Linked DNA regions of Homo sapiens: region 1 is linked to region 2. Evidence: chromatin loops called from intact Hi-C (ENCODE). Cell type or tissue: GM12878. All regions are shown on one strand. Each heading gives the region's core, and the rest is flanking DNA. Links, peaks and the distances in the headings are about the cores only. Region 1 overlaps BCAS1 (brain enriched myelin associated protein 1). Region 2 overlaps BCAS1 (brain enriched myelin associated protein 1).

Evidence for each region. Hi-C counts contacts between places; a loop is a spot of excess contacts. Peaks named below come from ENCODE experiments on the same cell type or tissue, not always from the same donor. Only the 100,000 strongest peaks of a DNase experiment are listed, where the experiment ranks them.
Region 1: it touches region 2 in a loop (2.2-fold over the local background); 7 of 110 quality-filtered maps call a loop at or near these places.

The regions. Positions count from the first base shown.
Region 1 is chr20:54,014,748-54,020,132 of GRCh38, forward strand. All of the region lies in intron 4 of BCAS1 (brain enriched myelin associated protein 1), which reads right to left. Among named protein-coding and RNA genes, the nearest start is that of MIR4756, 51 kb to the right of the region's middle. In GM12878, for the core only: no CTCF peak of the experiment used is centred there; DNase peaks (open chromatin) are centred at 2,594 and 3,344; H3K4me3 peaks cover 996 bases; H3K27ac peaks cover 2,170 bases.
Region 2 is chr20:53,955,085-53,960,469 of GRCh38, forward strand. It overlaps BCAS1 (brain enriched myelin associated protein 1), which reads right to left. Exons shown (of 13, transcript NM_001366298.2): 11 at 2,348-2,413. Among named protein-coding and RNA genes, the nearest start is that of BCAS1-AS1, 42 kb to the left of the region's middle. In GM12878, for the core only: a CTCF peak has its summit at 2,890; no DNase peak of the experiment used is centred there.

The DNA.
Region 1 (5,385 bases), core at 241-5,240, 60 kb after region 2:
AAGGCTCTGCTTCCTCTCCCCAGAGAATATCACGCGAGCACAGAGGGTTCGATTTGCTGGACAACAATAGTCTCTGGACAATCACGAAGTCTTCATTTTTCTTCTTCTGAAAACACTGTCACCTGCGTGTAGCCATTGTCAGATTCAGGAAGAAAAATAGGGTTTGGTTAATTTTTGAAGATAGAATTTGTCCCCCAATTTGCCTAGAAAGGAAAGCAAATTAATATGCAAGCAGGAAGGAATGTGAAGACCAATACTAAAAATATTTTGCAGAATCTCAGAATTTCCTAAGCAGACTATGATTTTTTTTTTTTTTGAGATGTTGCCCAGGCTGGAGTGCAATGGTGCAATCTCGTCTCACTGCAACCTCCGCCTCCCAGGTTCAAGTGATTCTCCTGCCTCAGCCTCCGAGTAACTGGGATTACAGGCATGTGCCACCATGCCCGGCTAATTTTTGTATTTTCAGTAGAGATGGGGTTTCACCATGTTGGCCAGGCTGATCTCAAACTCCTGACCTCAGGTGATCCACCCCCCTTGGCCTCCCAAAGTGTTGGGATTACAGGCATGAGCCACCATGCCCAAACTCTTTTTTTTTTTAAGTTTGTTTTACTACAGTGCTCAAAGCCACTGAAGGAAGGTCAATAAATATATATTAATGTAGGTAATTCTGTACTTTTATTTTTTCCACTACTCCTACCCAATTCACATCAACTGATAAAAATTCAATGAGTAGTTTTTTTTTTATAATGCATTCACATCTTTCAAGCCCATGGCAAAAACAGGGAAAGAACACAGACAGCACAACCATAGGAAATCCAATTATGAAAGGGCTTCAAATCTGCCCACTTAGGACAACATTTCTCTTTGTGATCTCCTGCTGGAGATGATTACACATTAGCTATAAGTATATTTAAAAAGTTGTTATTCTTTCTGAACAATGAATTGTCACATAAGCTCTGGGTGGCATAGTTTGGAAATTATTGTTAGAGGAAAATAACCTCTTGTTGAACTGTTGCTAGCAGCCTGTGGCAATTTCTAATTAACACAGCTCAGGAATCCTCAGCCTCTTAATGCAGTCTAGAGGAGGAATCGAGAAATTACCTAGATGGTGGCATTTTTTTACTTTTAGTTAGATTGGTGGTTCACTACAGTGCTCCTTTTATAAAAAAGAGAAAATACAGATAACAAAGAATAAAACGAAATGCATCGATTATTCTATTACTGAAAGTCAACTGCTGTCAACAATTTGCAATTTTTTATTCCACGCTGCTCTTTGGGTGGGATGACAGAGCTATGGCACAGGAAGGCAGAGATCATTTTTACCCAGAGGAGATTCTTCTGCATGCTATTTTGAAATCTGCTTTTCTCATTTAACATTATACTATCACTTTCTTCACCTGACCAATTCTATTTTTATGTCACCCTCGTTTACGGTGTCTAGTGTAAGGGTGTGCCACAATCAATATGAAAGACCTATTGGATCATTTCAGCTTTTTTTCTTACAGACAATACTGGAAATTTTTTAAAGCCCCATGCATAAAATATTGATCATGTTCTCAATACATTATTTTTAAACATTTTTTATTGATGCATAATAGATGTACATAATTTTGGGGTACGTGTGATAATTTAATACATTCATGTAATTTGTAAAGATCAAATTCGTGTACTTGGGATATTCATCACTTCAAATATTTGTCTTCTCTTCATGCTAAAAACATTCGACTTATTCTATTCTAGCTAGTTTGAAATGTACAGTAAACTATAGTCACCCTCCTGACCTATCAATCAATAAATTCTTAAATGCAGATTTGCTCATTCAGAAAGCATGTGTGTTTGAAGACTTTAAAATTGCATACTGCCAAAGCGCCACGGTGGAAACAAGCTTCTTAGTGGTCCAGGTAGTTGATTAAGAAATTATCTAAGACTTCAGAGGGAAATAAAATAACATGAAAATATAAAACCAAGAAATCTAGATTTCCATTGTCCTCTGGCATCTTTTCTGAGATGGAAATTGAGTCTGGATAACACAGATATAAAAATGTTCCACTTAGCCATTTTTCTTCCTCTTTTGGGGAAGAGAGAGGCAATGTTAATTTCAGCTGCTTATACTAATTGAACCAAGCCGGGTTGGACCAATTATCCAGTGTGATACTCTCTACTGTAAATCACAACATCACTACCTGTTTTACTACCCTGTGGACATAACCTCAGGATACTTAAGGCTCATCTCACACGGGGGTAGCAGAAGTCTAGCCCAGGGCCTTAGCATGGTACATCATCATTAATCCATAGTTATTAACTGATGTGGAGATGTTACATTTGTAAGATTAAATAAAGCATTGTCTGTTGTTCACATAGGGGGAGGGGGGAAAGAAATCTATCTAAGAAAGCAACGCACACTTGCTTCCCATATAAAGCTAGTGTACATTTTCTCTTTTCTCCCTCAGCAACTCCTCTGCTTGAGGGGTAAGTGAATTTGTCAACTTGAGTTCCAATGGCAAGTAAAATGTGGGTAGAGAATTAAGCAATAAAATGTTCTTCTCTTGTTTCCCTTTTGGCAGCAGGCTTTGCTTTGGGGATAGTCCTAAGGACACATGAGTTGGCACACTCTTAAGTATAGTTCCCTTATGTGTGATTTTTTTTCTTTTCTTTTTTTTTTTTTTGAGGTGGAGTCTCGCTCTGTTGCCCAGGCTGGAGTGCAGTGGTGCGATCTCGGCTCACTGCAATCTCCATCTCCCAGGTTCAAGCGATTCTCATGCCTCAGCTTCCTGAGTAGCTGAGATTATAGGCGTGCACCACCATGCTTGGCTAATTTTTGTATTTTTAGTGGAGATGGAGTTTCACCATGTTGGCCAGGCTGGTCTTGAACTCCTGGTCTCAAGTGATCCTCCTGCCTCAGCCTCCCAAACTGCTGAAATTATAGGTGTGAGCCACCACGCCCGGCCAATATGTGTGATTTAAAATGGAAAAATACTGCTGCAGGCAGAGTGAGTGAAGAGTGATTCCCAGGGTAAGCCACACTGGGCAAAAGGGATTTGTGGAAGATTCTTCTGTTCCATGATTAGTTCCTAACAAGCACAACCTTCCAGACTGGTGACAGCATTTCACATTTACTAAAGGAAAAATACCCAATGTTACGGAAAACAAACAAACAAAAACAAAAAACAAACAAAAACCACACCAGAAAACCTGCCTTTAAATACAAAAAACTAATAATCCACAGCCTAGAACACATTCGTCATCTATTTAACAAACACTTCCCCAAAGCGAGAAAACAGTTTTGAATGCTGCCAGAATTAGGTTGCAGACTTTCTAAGAATTGTTTGGCCCGTGCAAAGAAAGAAAGAAAAAGTCACATGCTATTCACTGACTGTTTAAACACTTCTCTGTTTCTGTTCCTCACCCAGTTGTGATTTTCACTCTCCTGTCTACTTTCTATCTCAAAACTCTGTTTATTTCACTCAGAGCTCTTTCTAAACTCTGGAAGTGTTTGCTTGTTAATTCTCTTTCTTTTTTAAATTGTTGGTCTCTCCACTAGAAGGAAAGCTCCCATGAAGTACACTGTTCTACCTGCTGGGGAATCTAAAATCATTCCTGGCACAAAGGAAATACTCATATTTGTTGCATGAATAAATGAAAGTATCCACTTACTTTTTTTTTTTTTTTTTCGAGACAGAGTCTCGCTCTGTCATTCTCCTGCCTCAGCCTCCCGAGTGGCTGGGACTACAGGCGCCCGCCACCACGCCTGGCTAATTTTTTGTATTTTTAGTAGAGACGGGGTTTCATTGTGTTAGCCAGGATGGTCTCGATCTCCTGACCTCGTGATCCACTTGCCTCGGCCTCCCAAAGTGCTGGGATTACAGGCGTGAGCCACCGCGCCCAGCCTCCCACCCCTTTTATATATTGCTTAACACTGGCTGCCTGATTGACTCTCAGGCTGGAATGACAGATGGTCATCTAAGTAGCTTCAAATTCTGATAAGTGCTATGAAGGATGAAGGAAGTAAAGTGGTCCATGATGGGTGTATTTACTTGATTCTCAACTGTACCCAAGAAAAATACCAATGCAAGTGTTATGACGAAGGACAACCTACATGGCTGCGCTGCTGGGAATCATTTGGTGAACTGGAGAGTGGGTGCCCCATCTTAAGGGACAGTCACAACTCACATTCTGTCTGGAAATATAGGGCAAAACTACCCATTATGGGGAAGTCTGAAATATAGAATTGTATTGACATATTATTGCTTTAAAATATCATCAACTTTGTTAATTCAAAAATATAATTAATTAATTAAAATATTATTTAAAACACTATGTAGGCCAAGTAAGATGCATCTCTGGCTAGAGGCCTTCTACAGATGGCTAGTTTTCAACTTCTGGTTTATGTTTTTTATTTTATTTTACTTCTTCAAACCCACAGCCAACATCATACAACTTCTGGTCTAAATGCCTAGCTCAACGTTCTCTAGAAGAACCATTCCTTGGAAAATTGAGCTACCTTGTTAGAGGCCCAACAGCTACATGGATGATTAAGTTTGAGAAACACTTGGTTAAACAAAGTGAAACAGGCGTGCTTGCTGCAGGACTTCTCAGAGCCTTTAGTAGGTGGATGTCCATTGTGAATCTTCAGTAGAGACTATAAAGCAAATAGATTTTCTGAAACTATTCCATAGCAGAGCCCTATTTCTAGGCCCATCTTATTGGACTAACGTTCCACAGACCAACTTGGAAAGTACTATCACGCTGGTTAACATTAGGTGTCAACTTGATTGGATTGAAGGATGCCTAGATGGCTGGTAAAGTATTGTTTCTGGGTGTGTCTATGAGGGTGTTGCCAGAGGAGATTAACATTTGAGTCAGCGGACTGGGAGAAGAAGACCCACCCTCAATGTGGGTGGGCACCTTCCAATCGGCTGGCAGCATGGCTAGAACAAAGCAGGTGGAAGAAGGTGGGATAAGCTGGGTTGCTGAGTCTTCCAGCCTTCATCTTTGTCCTGTGCTGGATGCTTCCTGCTCTTGGACGTTAGACTCCAGGTACTTTGGCCTTTGGACTCCTGGACTTACACCAGTGGTTTGCCAGGGGCTCTCAGGCCTTTGGCCACAGACTGACGGCTGCACTGTCGGCCTCCACACTTTTGAGGCTTTTGAACTTCTGCCACTACTGGCTTCCTACCTCCTCAGCTTGCAGACGGCCTATAGTGTGATTTCACCTTGTGATAATGTGAGGCAATTCTCCTTAATAAACTCCCTTTCACATATACGTCTATCCTATTAGTTCTGTCCCTTTGGAGAACCCTGACTAATACAACTAACTTTAGAATTTTTTAAAGATATAAGATGTTTCAAAAGTTTTAAAGTGTTTCATCTCTTTGAACCTATAGG
Region 2 (5,385 bases), core at 111-5,110:
AAAAGTTCTACAACAAGGTAGCAGCTTTGATGGAGAAGGCATCAACTGTAGGAGAACTTTCTTTTCACACCAGTGAATCATGCACGCCCCTTAGAAGTAAGCGGGAAGACAAACAGCAGAGACTCCCCGGTCCAGAAGGCCTCCACCGGTGCTCTTCAGAGGGCAGAAGTCCTTGGAGAAAGAAGCAACAGGCATCCAGTGTACCTTGAGAAGCTCTTCTGTAATATATGTCTTGAACACTTCTGGCAGACCCCAACTGTCAGAGTTGCAGCAAATGCTAAGATATGGATGTCCAAGTACAATAGATATCCCAGAGCAGATACTCTCCTTAGAATGAAACAGAAACTCTCACCACAATGCTCTTCAGAAAGGCCAGAAACCAGAGATCCCAGTTCAAATGCCTTGTTAACTGTTTTTGTTGTGTAGAAGATTTTAAGATGCAGTGAGTGGCTAAGAACTCAGTGTCTGGAGTCAGAAGGACCTGGTTTGTTTCTAATTCCACCATAACCTTGCTGTGTGACCAAGGATAAACTGACCTCCTAGTTTCCTCATCTCTATGGGAGCAATAAAAGAAATGACACCTTATGGTGCTGTGAGAATTAAATTAGCTAAAAATGGAAAGGACACACCAGTGTTCTCAAGTCTGAATCCAAGGCTCCGGAAAATAAAATTCCCAATTGGATTCTGAAAACACTCCTAGGTGGGATGTTTCTAGCTTATTTGGATTTGTATGGATGTCATTCCAATTTTAGAATCACCAAGATTATTGGCATAATTCCTTCACTGTAAAATTCCAGACAAAATATACCATCATATTTAAGCTTGTCTTAAAAGCTTAAATATGAAGAGTATAGTAAAAAGCAATATATTTCCTGTTTAAAAATGTAGGATAAACCAATTATTATGGAAATAAAAATACAAAAACATATTTACAGTCATTACCGTCCATTTGTGAGTGTGATATGGGCAACATTATAAGATGGAAATTCCCTATCAGCAGCATAATAGTAATAGTAACATATAGACACTGTTAACAATAGAGTTGTGCCCCCACCCCAACGCATATGTTGAATCCTTAACTCCCAATGTGATTATATTTGGAATAGGAAGTAATTAAGGTTAAACAAAGGCATAGGGTGGGGCCCTGCCCCAATAGGATTAGTGTCCTTATAAGAAGAGACATTGGCAAGCTTATTCTCTTTCTCTCTCTGCCGTGTAAGGACACACAAGCAAGAAGGTGGCCATTTACAAACCAGGAAGAGAGTCCTCACCAGGAACCAAACCCTGCTGATTTGGTTACTCCTTAATCCTATCCTTTCCAGCCACAAGAACTGCAAGAAAATAAATTTCTGCTTTTAAAGCAACCACCTATGGCATTTTGTTATGGCAGCCCGTGCTGACTAATACAGTAGCTAACATGTATTGAGCCCTCTATACCAGAAATGTTCTAAGTGTTTTACATGTATTGATTCATCTAAGTATGACAACCCCATAAGGAAGTACTTTTCATAGCTCCTTTATATAGATGAGGAAACTGAGGTGCTGACAGATTTGGCAATTTGCCTAAGTCACACAGCAAAAAAAAAAAAAAGTGGCTGAGCCAGGATTTGAACCAGACAGTTTGAGTCTACCACTCATTCTTGTAGCCACTTCTCTATATTGTCAAAACTACTAGAAGAATATTTGATGCCATTTTTTGTGGAGGTGTATTTTTAAATTAAAAAAAGAGTGCAGCTGCATGATCCTATTTAAAAAAAGGAACACATGTAGTTATAAATATGTCATAGCTATGTTTCTTTAGAATAAAGAAAATAATGAAAGCAAACTGTGTGACCCCCCGACTCCATGTCTTTATTCTGTTCAAGACATAGATTCTAGTACTTGCCAAACACCATGCAAGGTGATAGAGAAATAGAAGAAGGAGACTTCTTGCTCCACAGACATTCCAGACAGACATGAGAAGAAACAGGGGAGATAAATGAATTATTACAATTTGTGATGACGCTATGAAATAAAAGAACAATATGTAGTTATGAGAGGCAGATATGGAAGGTCTTTTTGAAGAGGTGACATTTATGGCAAAAAGTGAAGGGTGAGAAGAGATTTTTAATGCAGAAAAGAGGGAAGCACATGTGTGAAAGTTTTTTGATAGGATAAAGCTGAGGAACTCTAGCTTGTTCATGCTTGTGTCTGCAGACCCCAACATAGTTCTTGGCATATAGTAGGTGCTTAATCCTGAGATATTAAATGAGTTGGCTGTGGCTGAGAATTTTATTGAAAAGTATACTGTGAAGAAGTGAGAATACACCACTAATCCCACCACCAAACTGAGTTCGAGGTCACTTACTTGGCAGCTGGAGTCTTTCCCATTTATTTCTTCTGAGTGGGTGATCCCTCCATCCCCTTTCACTGACTAAAATAACAAACAGACAATGGCCTTCAGCCACAAGTACAGTGACGTGGAGAATGCAAGAAAGTTCTGAAATGGATGATCTCAGTCATTTATCATTGAGGTTTGGGGTCAAGACAAATGGAAGGCCAACTGGAAACATGTTACTCATTGGATATAGAGATTTCCATGCAATTTCTAACCAGATCTAATTAAATTCAAGTGTTGGCCTCCAAAAATAACAACAAAAGTACTAAATCCTGGAATTAGGCAATTCTGAGATAAATGATGACGGTTCCAATTAATGTTGGAAGCAGGAGATAGTTGAACATATTAAATGAAGACTGAATGAACAATTGACCCATGAGTAGCCTTCCACTGGGAATATTTAGGCTGTGGGTGTTTTATTGTTTTTTTTTTTTTCTCTCCTTGATAGAGATATGAGTTTTGTTTAATATTTCATTTTCCACCCTTTAGCACCCCCTATAGCCAGCAACACCAGTGACAGGGATAAAAGGGGTTGGACTTGACTCCTTAAACTCCACACTCTAAGCTAATGGTTCTAGAAGTATGATTCCAGGACCAGCAGCTTCAGCATCACCTGGGAACTTGCTAGAAAGGCAAATTCTGGAGACCCAGGCTGGATCTAATCAATCAGAAGCTTTCAGAGGCAGAGGCTCAATGATCTGCATTTTAATAAGCTCTCCAGGTGGTGCTGAGGATTGTCTGAGTTTGAGTACCACCGCTCTCAGCAAGTTGGCCATATACAGGTTCAGACTCATGCTGGGGTCTGTGGTTTTAACGGTGCATTTAGTAATGTCCTATGCTTAGTGCCTGATACCTAAGAAACCTGGTGATAAAATGTTCGGTTCTTATCAACAACATTGACTCAGGTCTAATTCCCACACGTTTGATCACTGCTTAATGTCTCCTCTTCCCAGCTAAGGGAGGAGTATAGAGAGCAGGGTTTCAGCCATATGGGGCAAAGAGGAAGACTCCAGATTCCACTGTTATTTATGGCCATGGCTGTTCTCTTAGCAGACCGTAAGAATCCACAACACATGCACTAAGAACAGCCAGAAACATTGAAAGCACTCAAATACTTTTTGACTGATTAATATTATGTATCTTTGTTGTCTGAGCTACGGTGTTCACATTAGAGATAATACAAATTATTATTTATGAAGGATAATTTTTAGTGGAGTGCTTACTAAGTGCTGGGCATTGTGCTAAATGAGATAATAACTTGCATTATTTCATTTATTCATTATGTCAGAACCTTAAGATAGTGGAATTACTTTATTTTTCAGACAAGGAAATGGAAGCTCAAAGATACTAGCATCACCATGGAACTAGCAGGTTTGAGTGCCAGTGTTGGACAGCAGGCAATGACTCCATATTCCACACTCTAAACCACCTCCCCATACTGCCCCTAGAAGGCAAGAGGCACCACTCAATCAATAAACGTTTATTGAGCATTCACTGTATGAAGTTGCTGAATGTTAGATTAAACAAAATGATAAAAGCTTGGATAAGATGGAGGATGACCAAACTCAAATGTGGATGTTTATGGGATGTCCCCTCATCAGGAGTCAACTGTGCTCTTCTTTATTTTTGATATTATTATTGTTTTTAAGAGACAGGGTCCCATTCTGTCACTCAGGCTGGAGTACAGCGGCACAATCATCATTAACAGCAGCTTCAACCTCCATGGTCAAGCAATCCTCCTGCCTCAGCCTCCCAGATAGATAGGACTACAGGTGTACACCACCATGTCCAGCTATTTTTTTTTTTTTTTGAGAGAGAGTCTCACTCTCTTGCCCAAGCTGGAGTGCAGTGGCATGATCTTGGCTCACTGCAGCTTCTGCCTCCCAGGTTCAAGAAATTCTCCTGCTTCAGCCTCCCAAGTAGTTGGGACTACAGGCGCCTGCCAACACGCCCTGCTAATTTTTGTATTTTTAGTAGAGACAGGGTTTCACCATGTTGGCCAGGCTGGTCTCAAACTCCTGACCTCAAATGATCCACCCGCCTCGGCCTCCCAAAGTGTTAGGATTACAGGCGTGAGCCACTGTGCTTGGCCCAGCTATTTTTTAAAAAATTTTTTTGCAGAGACAGAGTCTCACTATGTTGCCCAGGTTGGTCTCGAGCTCCTGGGCTCAAGTGATCCTCCAGCCTTGGCCTCCCAAAGCACTGGGATTACAGAAGGGTTGTGCTCTTTTTAATATACTGCTTAGTGTGAAAGAGGTGGTGTCTGGAAGTTCCGTGTACTGAGGAACATCATTGGTGCAGGTTTCACTAAGATTGACAAACAAAGATCAGACTGTCCTCTCCATAAAATTTAGATCTGTCTACATGGAAAGTGGGTTTTTCCTTCCTCCGTGCCTTGTGCATTGTTCTACAAAGGCCAGTCTTGCTTGAGAAGGTTTAGAAAAAGAAATGAACTGTTGGCTATTTCTTCCCTCCTCATAACCAGCTCTGTCAGCCTTCCCATCACACCCAAAGCTTTGGACACGTAAGGATTTCATTCAGCCTCCAAATTCGGGCTGTGTCGTAAGAGCCCTTCCTACTCAAGCCCATTCCCAAGTGGCCTTTACACTGTGGCTTTGGATCATATCTGTCAACCTTTGGGAATGTTGAGCAGCAAAAAACAAACAAATGCACAAAATGGCTTTTTAGGCAAAAACCGAATGGACATGAAGAGTCACGCATGAGCACTCCACCACCTTCTAGAGAATAAAGTTCTCTCACTTGCCCCCTAGGAGACAGGAATTCTAAACTTCCCGTTAGTTGTTTCAATTTGGCATTCATTAGGGACTCTGTCAATTTAAGGTTTCAATTTGCTTTCTTTCCCCCCATTTCTTTGAGAGCCCTTGGAGAAGAATTGGGATTGAATCAGAAGGCTGTGTTGACAGCAGCTGATCTCAGCTGACATCATGAATCATGAAAACAGACCTCCAGGCTGTCAGGGAGATTACTGCAACAAAGTTCAACTTCTT